Linked DNA regions of Homo sapiens: region 2 is linked to region 1. Evidence: read pairs that join two places in POLR2A ChIA-PET (ENCODE). Cell type or tissue: OCI-LY7. All regions are shown on one strand. Each heading gives the region's core, and the rest is flanking DNA. Links, peaks and the distances in the headings are about the cores only.

Evidence for each region. Peaks named below come from ENCODE experiments on the same cell type or tissue, not always from the same donor. Only the 100,000 strongest peaks of a DNase experiment are listed, where the experiment ranks them.
Region 2: POLR2A ChIA-PET joins it to region 1 with 6 read pairs; 2 of 35 experiments call an interaction of 5 or more read pairs at or near these places.

Annotation. Positions count from the first base shown.
Region 1 is chr4:150,826,121-150,831,508 of GRCh38, forward strand. It overlaps LRBA (LPS responsive beige-like anchor protein), which reads right to left. Exons shown (of 57, transcript NM_001364905.1): 30 at 2,060-2,501. Among named protein-coding and RNA genes, the nearest start is that of LRBA, 190 kb to the right of the region's middle. In OCI-LY7, for the core only: no CTCF peak of the experiment used is centred there; no DNase peak of the experiment used is centred there.
Region 2 is chr4:150,680,256-150,685,643 of GRCh38, forward strand. LRBA (LPS responsive beige-like anchor protein) reads right to left here. Exons shown (of 57, transcript NM_001364905.1): 37 at 3,296-3,462. Among named protein-coding and RNA genes, the nearest start is that of MAB21L2, 100 kb to the left of the region's middle. In OCI-LY7, for the core only: no CTCF peak of the experiment used is centred there; a DNase peak (open chromatin) is centred at 2,086; H3K4me3 peaks cover 410 bases; H3K27ac peaks cover 1,364 bases.

The DNA of each region.
Region 1 (5,388 bases), core at 181-5,180:
AAGTCATTATATGTCAAATTTAAGTAAAAAAGAATCTAAGGCTAGATTTAATGCCAGCAAAGGATGATCAAGATAACAGGAGAAGCAGCTTCTGCCAACCAAGAGGCAACAGATGAGTTCCTAGACATCAAGAAAATCATTTAGAAGAAAGGACCAGCCCAGTCAGGTTTTTAATGCAGACAAACGTAACCTATTTGGGATGGGGGGGAAGCCACAAAGGATATTTATTAGCAAGGAAGAGAAGTGAGCACTAGGATTTATGGCAGGAAGAGATAGGCTAACTCTACTGTTTTGTGCAAATGCAGTTGGGTTTATGATCATGACTGCCCTTATCTATTAATATAAAGCTGCTAACCCCTGAGCCTTGAAAGGAAAACACAAACACCAGCTGCAAGTCTGTTGGTTGTACAAGAAGGCCTGGACAAAAAGAATCCTTTTTCTGGATTGGTTCTATTGATACTTTGTCCCTAAAGTCAGGAAGTACCTTATCAGTAAGAGATTAACTTTTAAAGTTCTTTTACAATTGGACAATGCTCCTGACCACCCAGAGCTTCATGAGTTCAACACTGAGGGTGTTGAAGTGGTCTAACTGCCCTCAAACGCAACTTCTCTAATTCAGCCTCTAGAACAGGAGGTCACAAGGACCTTTATGGTTCATTACACATGGCATTCTTAGGAAACAACTGTCAACACTATGGAAGAGAACCCAACAGAACATCGTGAAAGTCTAGAAGGATTATACCACTGAGGATCACTGTTACAGAAAAAGCTGTGGAAACCATCAAGTTTGAAACAATAAATTCCTCCTAGAGAAGACTGTGTTTCTAGGTGTTGTGCATGACTCCACAGGATTTCTGACAGAACTAATCAAGGAAATCATGAGAGACTATAGATATGACAAAAAGGTGAGGGGTGAAGGGTTTCAAGATATGAATCTCAGAGAAATTCAAGAACTAACAGATACCACAAGAACAGAAGGATCAACAGAGGGAAAACAATTTGACGGAGACAAGAACATCCAAACCACTATTAGATGAGGAAGACATAGAAGAAGCAGTACCAGAAAATGAACTGACATTAGACAATCTGGCAGAAGGGTTCTAATGATTCAAGACTGCTTTTAACTTCTTTTATGACATTCACCCTTCTATGATACAGGCACTGAAACTAAAGCAAATGGTGAAAGAAGGGTTTGTACCACATAGAAACATTTTTAGACAAATAAAAAAGCAAAAAGGTCAGAAAGAAATTCCAGTGCATTTCTGTAAATTTACACCAAGTGTGTCTGCCTCTCCTGCTTCCCCTTTCACTTTCTCCAACTCTGCTACCTCAACTGCCCCTGAGATACTAAAATCAACCTCTTCTCTTCCTCCTCCTCAGCATACTCAACATGAAGACAAGAAAGATGAAGATCTTTATGATGATTCGCTTCACCTGATGAACAGTAATATATTTTTTTCTTCCTTATGATTTCTTTTTTTTTCTTTTTTTTTTTTTAGACAGAGTTTCGCTCTTCTTGCCCAGGCTGGAGTGCAATGGTGCGATCTCAGCTCATTGCAACCACTGCCCCTCCTGGGTTCAAGCGATTCTCCTGCCTCAGCCTCTGGAGTAGCCTGGATTACAGGCACACCCCACCATGCCCAGCTAATTTTTGTATTTTTAGTAGAGACTGGGTTTCACCATGTTGGTCAGGCTGGTCTCGAACTCCTGACCTCAGGTGATCCACACACTTCAACCTCCCAAAATGCTGGGATTACAGATGTGAGCCACTGCACCTGGCCTTCCTTATGATTTTCTTAATAACATGTTCTTTTTTTCTAGCTTACCTTACTGTAAGATTACAGTATATAATACATATAACAATCAAAATATGTGTGAATCAACTGTTTATGTTATCAGTAAAGTTTCTGATCAACATAAGCTATTGGTAGTTAAGTTCTGAGGGAGTGAAAAGTTATATGTGGATTTTCGGCTACACAGGGCGTCATCATCCCTAACCCCCATGTTGTTCAAGGGTCAGATGTAGAAACATACCAAAACGAAAAACTATTATCAGTACCTGTCAAAAGATCTGAACTGCACGGGTTGTTCCACAGATAGATCACCAAGGGCTCCAAGGCAGGCTGGTGGCAGAAGGGCAGGATCCACTGTGACTCCATCTGCTGGTATGTTAACCAAGCTTCGGAGAATGTCTTTCACATTGACGTTTTTTGAAACTGAAACTGACGGTGTAGCCTTAGTGTCCAAGTCATTTCCTCTATCATTTTTGGTTTCCGGAGACTTATTGACTTCTAAAGAAAGAGTAGATAGCACCTCGCTGATTGCATCTGGGCCTGCACTGACACCAGGAGGTGCTGTGTGAGGAGTTACTTCCACATGGCTTCCTAAACCAGTGGCTGTTTCTTCCCCAATGCCTGAGTCCCTCCTTCGAGCAGATGATGTGCTTTCAGATTCTTCCACTGATGCCGTAGTTAAAGTGCTGAATGCTGCTGGTGTGATTTCTATATCATACCCAGAAACACAAGAAATAAACAAACAAAAGTTTAGAACTAATTTTTAAAAGGTATATTCTGTTTTAATAGCTATCTACTGTTTTGAATTATGAAATACATCATGTTCTAAAAAAGCAAAAACTAATTACGTATTCTACAGAATGTACTGAGTGGGTGCACCTATTATCAAGACAGATGGTATAATAAAATAAATAATAAAATACTTGCAAAAATGATCTAAAGTAATGGGTAGCAACACAAGGTTGAAAGTCATTGGCCTGTAAGAAAAAGTCTATAATCTTTTTTGGGGGTGTGTGTGTGTGTGTGTGTGTGTGTGTGTGTGTGTGTGTGTCAGTCTGTTGCCCAGGCTGAAGTGCAGTGGTGTGACCTAGGCTCACTGCAGCCTTGACCTCCTGGGCTCAGGCGATCCTCCCACCTAAGCCTCTCAAGTAGCTGAGACTACAGGTATGTGCTACCACGTCTGGCTAATTTTTCTATTTTTTTGTAGAGATGAGGTTTCACCATGTTGCCCAGGCTGGTCTCAAACTCCTGAGCTCAAGCAATCTACCTGCCTCGGCCTCCCAAAGTGCTAGGATTATAGGCATGCACCACCATGCCTGGCCCAAGTCCGCAATCTTTAGGATAAAATAAAAAGCTCTACCTCAAACATGGTTACTGCAGCTGGAAAACTTGTTACCCCTTCTACGTGCATAAATAATTCAATGATCCTTAAAATCCAGTTCAACAAGGAACACCTCCTTTTCTCTCTTTTAATTCTCACTCCCTTTAATCAGGGTTTCAACCCATTCTAGCAAAAATAGTCTTATCAAGGTCACCAAAAAATCTGCATCTTGCTAACTCCAATGGTCAGTGTTCAGTCCTAATAGGACTTCACATAACAGCAACAGCTGATTATTCCCTCCAACTAGACAATGCTTCCTTTCCTCGGCTTTCAGGACACCATTCTCTTTTTGTTTTCCTTGTACTACTTCACTGACTGTTCCTTCTTAACATCCTTCACCTCTTTTTCTCCCTGATTTCTTAAGTTGGAGGGACACAAGGTTCAGTCCTTGTTCCTCTTATGTTCTCTGTCTGCATTTAGTCCCTTCGTGGTATCATTCATTCTCCAAGTTTTAAATACCACTATATTTCCCCACCAAAAAACTCAAACTATTAAATATAACTGCTACCCTACAACTTATCTTACATGTCTAAAAAAACCTCTCAAACTCAACATGCTGAAAACTGAATTTCTTCTCTTTTTATCTTTCCCTGAAAATCTCTTTCACCTTTAATCTACTCCACTGTACCTTGTAATCATTTTTGACTACCTTTTTCATTCACAAAATGCACACCTAATGTTTTAAAATTCTGTTTTTTCTACCACTAAAACATATTCAGAATCTGACTGCCTCTCACCATCTCTAGTTACCAACCTAATCCAACCCACCATAACCTCTTGCCTGGATTACTGATTACTGCAATATCCTCCTTCCTAACTGTTGTGGAAGAGGGTTGTTTTAATAATCCTACTGCCCCATGTCTCCTGGTATGCATCCCTTGACAAGCCCTTGAATCTGGACTAGGCTTGACTGACAATAACCCACAGGATCTGGCAAAAGCAGCAGTGGGCCAGTATTTGGCCCACGTTTTAAGGTCTGGCAGCTCTTGCATTCCCAGAATCTCTGAACATCTCTGTAAGAAGTGTGGCTTATTTCTGATCTACCTTGCTGGAAAGAACATGTAGAGAGACGATATGGAGACAGAGATGCTCTCCAAACTAATGAAGGAAACCAGGAACTCAGTTGAGAACAAGTATCAAGGCTGCAGACACACAACCCCAGCTCAGCTGTTTTAGTCAGTCAGTCTCAGCTCTTGGAGCCATCCCACCTGAGGCACTATATATACTATTAGAAAAGTCATCTTAGATTTTCCAGACCCAGCAAACATCATCTGAAACAGGGATAAACCATGCCCACCGTGCCCTATCCAAATCTAACTCAAGAAATCATGAAGGAAAGATTAAAATGGTTATGGTCTTAGGACACTAAGTGCAGGGTAAGGTATTAAACAGCAGTACCCAGCCAAAAACACTGATTATCCTTGCCCTCTACGCTATATCCTCTACACAGAATACAGAGTTACTTTTTTTTTTTTTTTTTTTTTTGGAAACGGAGTCTCACTCTGTCACCCAGGCTGGAGTTGTTGTGGTGGGATCTCTGCTCACTGCAACCTCTGCCTCCCAAGTTCAAGCGATTCTCCTGCCTCAGCTTCCTAAGTAGCTGGGATTACAGGCACCCACCACCATGCCTGGCTAATTTTTTGTATTTTTAGTAGAGATAGGGTTTTACCATGTTGGCCAGGATGGTCTCCAACTCCTGACCTCAAGTGATCCAGCTGCCTCGGCTTCCCAAAGTGCTGGGATTACTGGCGTGAACTACCAAGCCCAGCCCAGAGGTACTTTTTAAAACATAAATTGTAACTCCTGTACTCAAGACCCTCCAATGAGTTCTCATTTCCCTCAAAGAGAAATCCATACCCAATTACTCCTGGTCATTCCTGATATTTTTACCATCTTTATTACTTTCTTTTTTTTTTTTTTTAGCACTTTCACCACCTTCTAAAATACTACACAATCTACTTATAGCATGTAGATATTTTCTATCTCCTCCCATTAGAATATAAGCTCCATAAGGAAACAGATTTTTTGTTTTGTTTTAGTCATGAATATATACCCAAGTATCCAGTAGATATTGAATGAATATCGAGTGAATAATAAATTGCCTCCTTTGGGTGGTAGCTACTTCTATAATTGCAACAGCTACTTAACTAACTATACTTTTATAACTGGAAGCTACTTTTAATACTCCAATTATTGCAGTTACTTGTTAACAAG
Region 2 (5,388 bases), core at 164-5,163, 150 kb before region 1:
GAAAAAATGCAATGACAGTAAAGGGCACAGTTATCAGAGCTCCAAGGGAGGAATACTTTCCTTTACTTACCAATGCAATAGTCTAGGCATCAAAGAAAAAAGAGAGAGAGAGAAAGAACTCTCATGGCAAAAGCTGGTGTAAGCGAGATATTAAGACACAAATTGCATTCAGGCAGGTCACTAGGTGTCAAAAGATATTAGATGCCTGCTGTGAGGAAACAACAATTCCCATCTGCCTCTGAGAAAATAATATTTTCATTTTCAGTTTTTATTGAATGGAAACTTTTGGGAATATGTCTTTATAAAGGGTATTAAGTCTACCAACTATAACATGTTCAAAATGGCTATAATCATCATTGTGTTATCCATAAAGCAGCAGATTTCATTTGGTCTCTTTAGATGGGATAAATTGGATTCTTTTTTCCCCGGCTTGCAGTTTTGTCGCAGGACCAGATGTTTCTCAAATGCCACATGCTGAGGCTCCTATACTGAATGTAGCACCTGACCTTCTCTATAATTGACTAAAAATATTGATGTAATGGCATGGGTCTGATTGTGATTTATTAAAACCACTGCCGATCCCAGGCCAGCTGCCAGCATTGCAGCCCACTGATCGTGTGGCATTAGAAAAGCCATCAATAGTGAAACAAAATAAATGACATTAATGGGAAAGTATCAGGCCTACATAACCATGGCTACAAGCAAATTACGTGGATTCCAAAGGAGGGTCAAAATAAAAAAAATGCCACAAATGAAATTTCTAAATATTCTAATATGATTGAGTTAAAAGACAAAATGCTACTATAATTCTTTAGATAAAATGCAAAGAAATTATACTTAATTTAATCCTCTTCACTAGAATTTTGCTCATTGTGCATATTTCTTTTAGCAGGCTTAGCATAGTTAAATGCATTACAGCTACAGTATGACTCTGATTTCTCTCTAATGCCATTTATGTTTTCTAGAATTATGCTAAGTGAAGAACAAAGTACACTGTGTTATTCCCATTTATTACAACCATGTCCATAATTTACAAGCTGATTATGCAAGCCTCATACAAGGGAAATCAGAGAATAGTTAACCACTGTCAAAGTATGGTGAGCCAGCATACATTTTTGTCAGCTACATTTTCTTACATGGACCTTAAAAGGAACATTAAGATCCACACTTCACATTATTGGGAATTAATATTGAAAAGGACTATTTAAAGATAATTTTTAAAAATGCATTAGGGAGAAACCAGGTATTCTAAATAAGTAACAGTTGAATATGATACAGAACTAAATATAATGACAAAGAAATATGAACATACAGGCAATGTGCTTTGTTACATATTGTTTTTTAATGTAAGATGAGATTTATAGAGAGGAAAATATTAATTTAATCATGTCCATTTTGTGATGGTACATCCTTTCTTGTTGTTCTGAATTTAAAATGTACACATTAGAAAGCTAATAATTTGACAGCTATTTTCATTTGAGAGGAAAAAGTAAGAGATATTTTGTTCTGTGGACTTGCAGAAATATTAAAATTTCAAAATTTATTTCAGTTGTTTCTGGCTTAATGAATAATAGAGTTGATACCTTAGAACAACTCTATTACTGAAACACTAATTATTTCTAGATAAATACATTTCATGGTCCATTTAGCTCTCCAAGATATTTTATTACACCAAAATCACTTCAGGAAAACTATGTTTTCCTTTTGATACCACATGTATATACTATGCTATACAAAGGTACAGCTATCAACAGAAAGAATTTTGATCCCATCAAAATAACCCATGAAACGCTTGACATAAGTTATCTAAATGTGTTTATTTTAAAACTGCAAAACCTTTTGGGTGAAAAGAATAACTTTTTAAAAAGATTCAACAAATGCACATTGGGTTCCTACTGTGTGTCAGGCACTATGCATCAGAGTAATATCCTAATTCATTCAGTATCTGATGTCAAAATGATATCAAATCTGTAATAATAAAGCACTTTGAAACTCTAAAACCCTCAATACAACACTCCTCCATTCTCCTCGCCATGGGCTTTTAGATGTTGCAAGATAAGGCACCAGAGATCACTGACCCATGAATAGATGTTATTTCCATAACCACTCTTGCACCTGCAGATCAACTGAAATAACATTAAAACAAACAAACAAACATGGTTCCTGTTGGCTGTCCTTTTGATCTCAAGACCTTGACTTGCCTTTCTTTCTCTGAATATCAAAAATTAGGTACCCAGAAATATAATTCATTATATGCAAATATTCTTTGTAATAAATATCACACGCTACATTTATTCTATATTAGTGAATACTTTATACAAATAGCTTTCAATGCAAATTTTTGAAGTTTACTTTTCTAAAAGTTAAAATTTTTTTCTTTATACTGGAAAATTTCTAACACTGGATTTTGATGTCTGATAGACACATAAGTTGATTAAAACACAAATGGAAGCAAATTACACTCTTATATAATATACAAGTAATTTACTATTTTTGTTTTTGTTGTCTTCTAGAAAAAGTTGGTCAAAAATTAGAAATTAAAATATAATGTTTTCTAATAGCAAAATAAAAACTTTCTGTCATTAACTTTACTTAAAAGAGTCAACACATGTTCCTGAAATTTGTAGCATAAAATATTTCATGGAGGATATATAATTTGTCCAAGTTCCTTAGTCTTAAAGGCAATTTAATTAATTTCTATAAAGTAAAATCAACAACAGCATGTCCAGTTTGGCTATCTTAAAAGAAGGTAGATATATTGAGTAAAACTTTAAAGAAGGCATTTAACCAAGTTTATCATCACAGTCCTGAAATTTGCAACATAAGAAAAAAAATCATTTTATTGTATTTTCAAAATTATACTTTGAAAATATGGTTACTTTCAAATAACTAAAAAATATAAAAAGAGCATAGTTTTTTAAAATAAAATGTTATATACGTAAAAATTTGGCTATAAGTGTAGATAGTAAGATAGTTTAACTGCTTCCCTTAAGAATTCATTTCAAAAGGAGTAAGTAGATAAAGCAAATATGATTTTGGAAGTAGTTGAGGAAACTGATCTACAAAGATCCATAATTGTACACATACTGATTGGATAAATATGGATCTATAAAGATCCATAATTGTACCCATACTGATTTTCTCCTTCCCTTTGGCTTTAAATTCATAGAGATGATGAAAGACAAAATTAAATTACTCTCTTCTTCATCTGGCTTTGATCATATCCAAAGTCATTTATCTAAACCTAAGCCATCTACAGAAAATCAGTGGCCAAATCCTAAAGGTATCCCTTTACCTCACTGCAGAATTTCCCCAGGCTCCATGCTTGTCTGTGAGAATGTTGATAATTTTCTGGATTAGTTGAGTTGCTGTCACGTGGTCACGATATTTTGCTGCTCTTATCAAATGATCACACATCTTCTCATCTTCTCGTTTGTCTGCAGAATACTGGGCACACAGTGACTTGGAGAGAAAAAAAAATAATACTATAAAAAATGTGAAAAAAACCTTTAAAATCCATTATGAAATAATCTTTACCCTAAATCAAAACAACCAAAATTTTAAATCTACTTTTACATTCCTCATTCACCTAACTGAGATTTAGTGATCTGCTGTCTCAATAAAACATCCCACAAGAATTTACTTCTGTGAAGTCAATCATGAGATACACTCAGAAGTGGTAAACATTCAAGTAGAGACCTGAACAATGAGACAAAGACAGTCTTGTAAGAAGCAGGGGCCCAGCACGACAAACAGCATGAAGTGAAGTTGCAAAGGACTTGAGACATAGTGAATAAGGAGAATAATGGTTAAGAAATAATTTTCAAAAGGCAGGCCAGGGCTACATCATTTGTATTATGGTAAGGAGTTTAGATTTTATTCAAATGTAATGGAATCCCAGAGGAAAGTTTTACGCAGTGAAGTGATAAATTTACATATTAAAATGATCATATAGCTGCTATTTAGAGAATGGATTGTAGTGGGACAAGAGAAGTGAAGTTGGCAGTTATGAGGCCACTGCACAGGGCCAGAAAAGAGACAATAGCAGCTTACAATAGTAAATTGAGCTAGTTCTAAATACCTTTAGAACATGAAACTGTTTGGTCTTTTAAGTCCTAGCAAAATGTACCAAGAGCTCTGGGATTGCCTGGGATCTTATTTCAAATGCAGAGTCTCAGGCCCCACCCCAAATCTATTCATTTTGTGTTTGAATTTTAATTCCCAGGCAATTTATATACATCAAAGTCTGAAAAGTACTGTCTTAGATATCATCAATTTTACCAAAAAACACCTTAGAATTATTTGTCAGTAATCAGATACACTATAATTGCTAGTCTCCAAAATGCTTATTTCTCTTCTTTTGGAATTCGGATACTTGTGGTGTCATGTTTATGATACTGTAGTTAAGGCATTGTTTAAAATAAGAAAACAAAGATGGATGTAGACTTGGTCCTTTGTTCTATTCAGTGTCTACTGGAGTCCTCTCCCCCACCCCCACACACATATCCTTTGATAGATAAGTAACATAAACTTGATGTTGGGATAAATATTTCTAGTTTACATACGGAATATGCATTGTGGATGCTTGCCTCTCCTACAGTATACCAGTTTCGATAGATTGCTGCCACGCACTACTCCCACCACCACCCCAGCAACAAATAGGAGTCCTGATTGTCCTGAACCAATCGTAATAATCACACCCACACTGGCAAACTGGATTAGGGAAGGACACTTGATGTAACTGGTACAGGTAGGGCAAAGTTCAAGATTTAGTTGGACAGTTGGTTCCCTCCTTCCTCTCAAGGTGTAAAAGAAGCAGCAAATTCTAGGAGTATTGGAAGCTCTCTGTACCATGAGGGAAGCTGGCCTGAAGATATGGCCAAAATGAGAGCAGAACTATGAAAATTGTAGAAAAACAGAGCTCACTCCAGAATCATGAACTTCCAGATCAATCAAATTCTCAAGACCAGCCAACCCCTATGAGACTTTTTAAAGATTTTTTTTTAAGAGCCAATAAACTCCTGCTCATTGTAAACCAGTAAAAACATCCAAAAAAATTGGTTTTTTTTGTTCCTTACACCAAAAGCAATTCATCCTTTGCATGGTGTATATGTACATGCATAAGGAATCAAATATATATATATATATATATATATATATATATATTTTTTTTTTTTTTTTTTTTTTTTTTTTTTGAGACAGTCTTGCTCTGTCGCCCAGGCTGGAGTGCAGTGGCGTGATCTTCTTGGCTCACTGCAACCTCCGCCTCCTGGGTTCAAGCAATTCTCCTGCCTCGACCTCCCGAGTAGCTGGGACTACAGGTGCACGCCACCACACCCAGCTAATTTTTTTGTATTTTAGTAGAGATGGGGTTTCACTGTGTTGCCC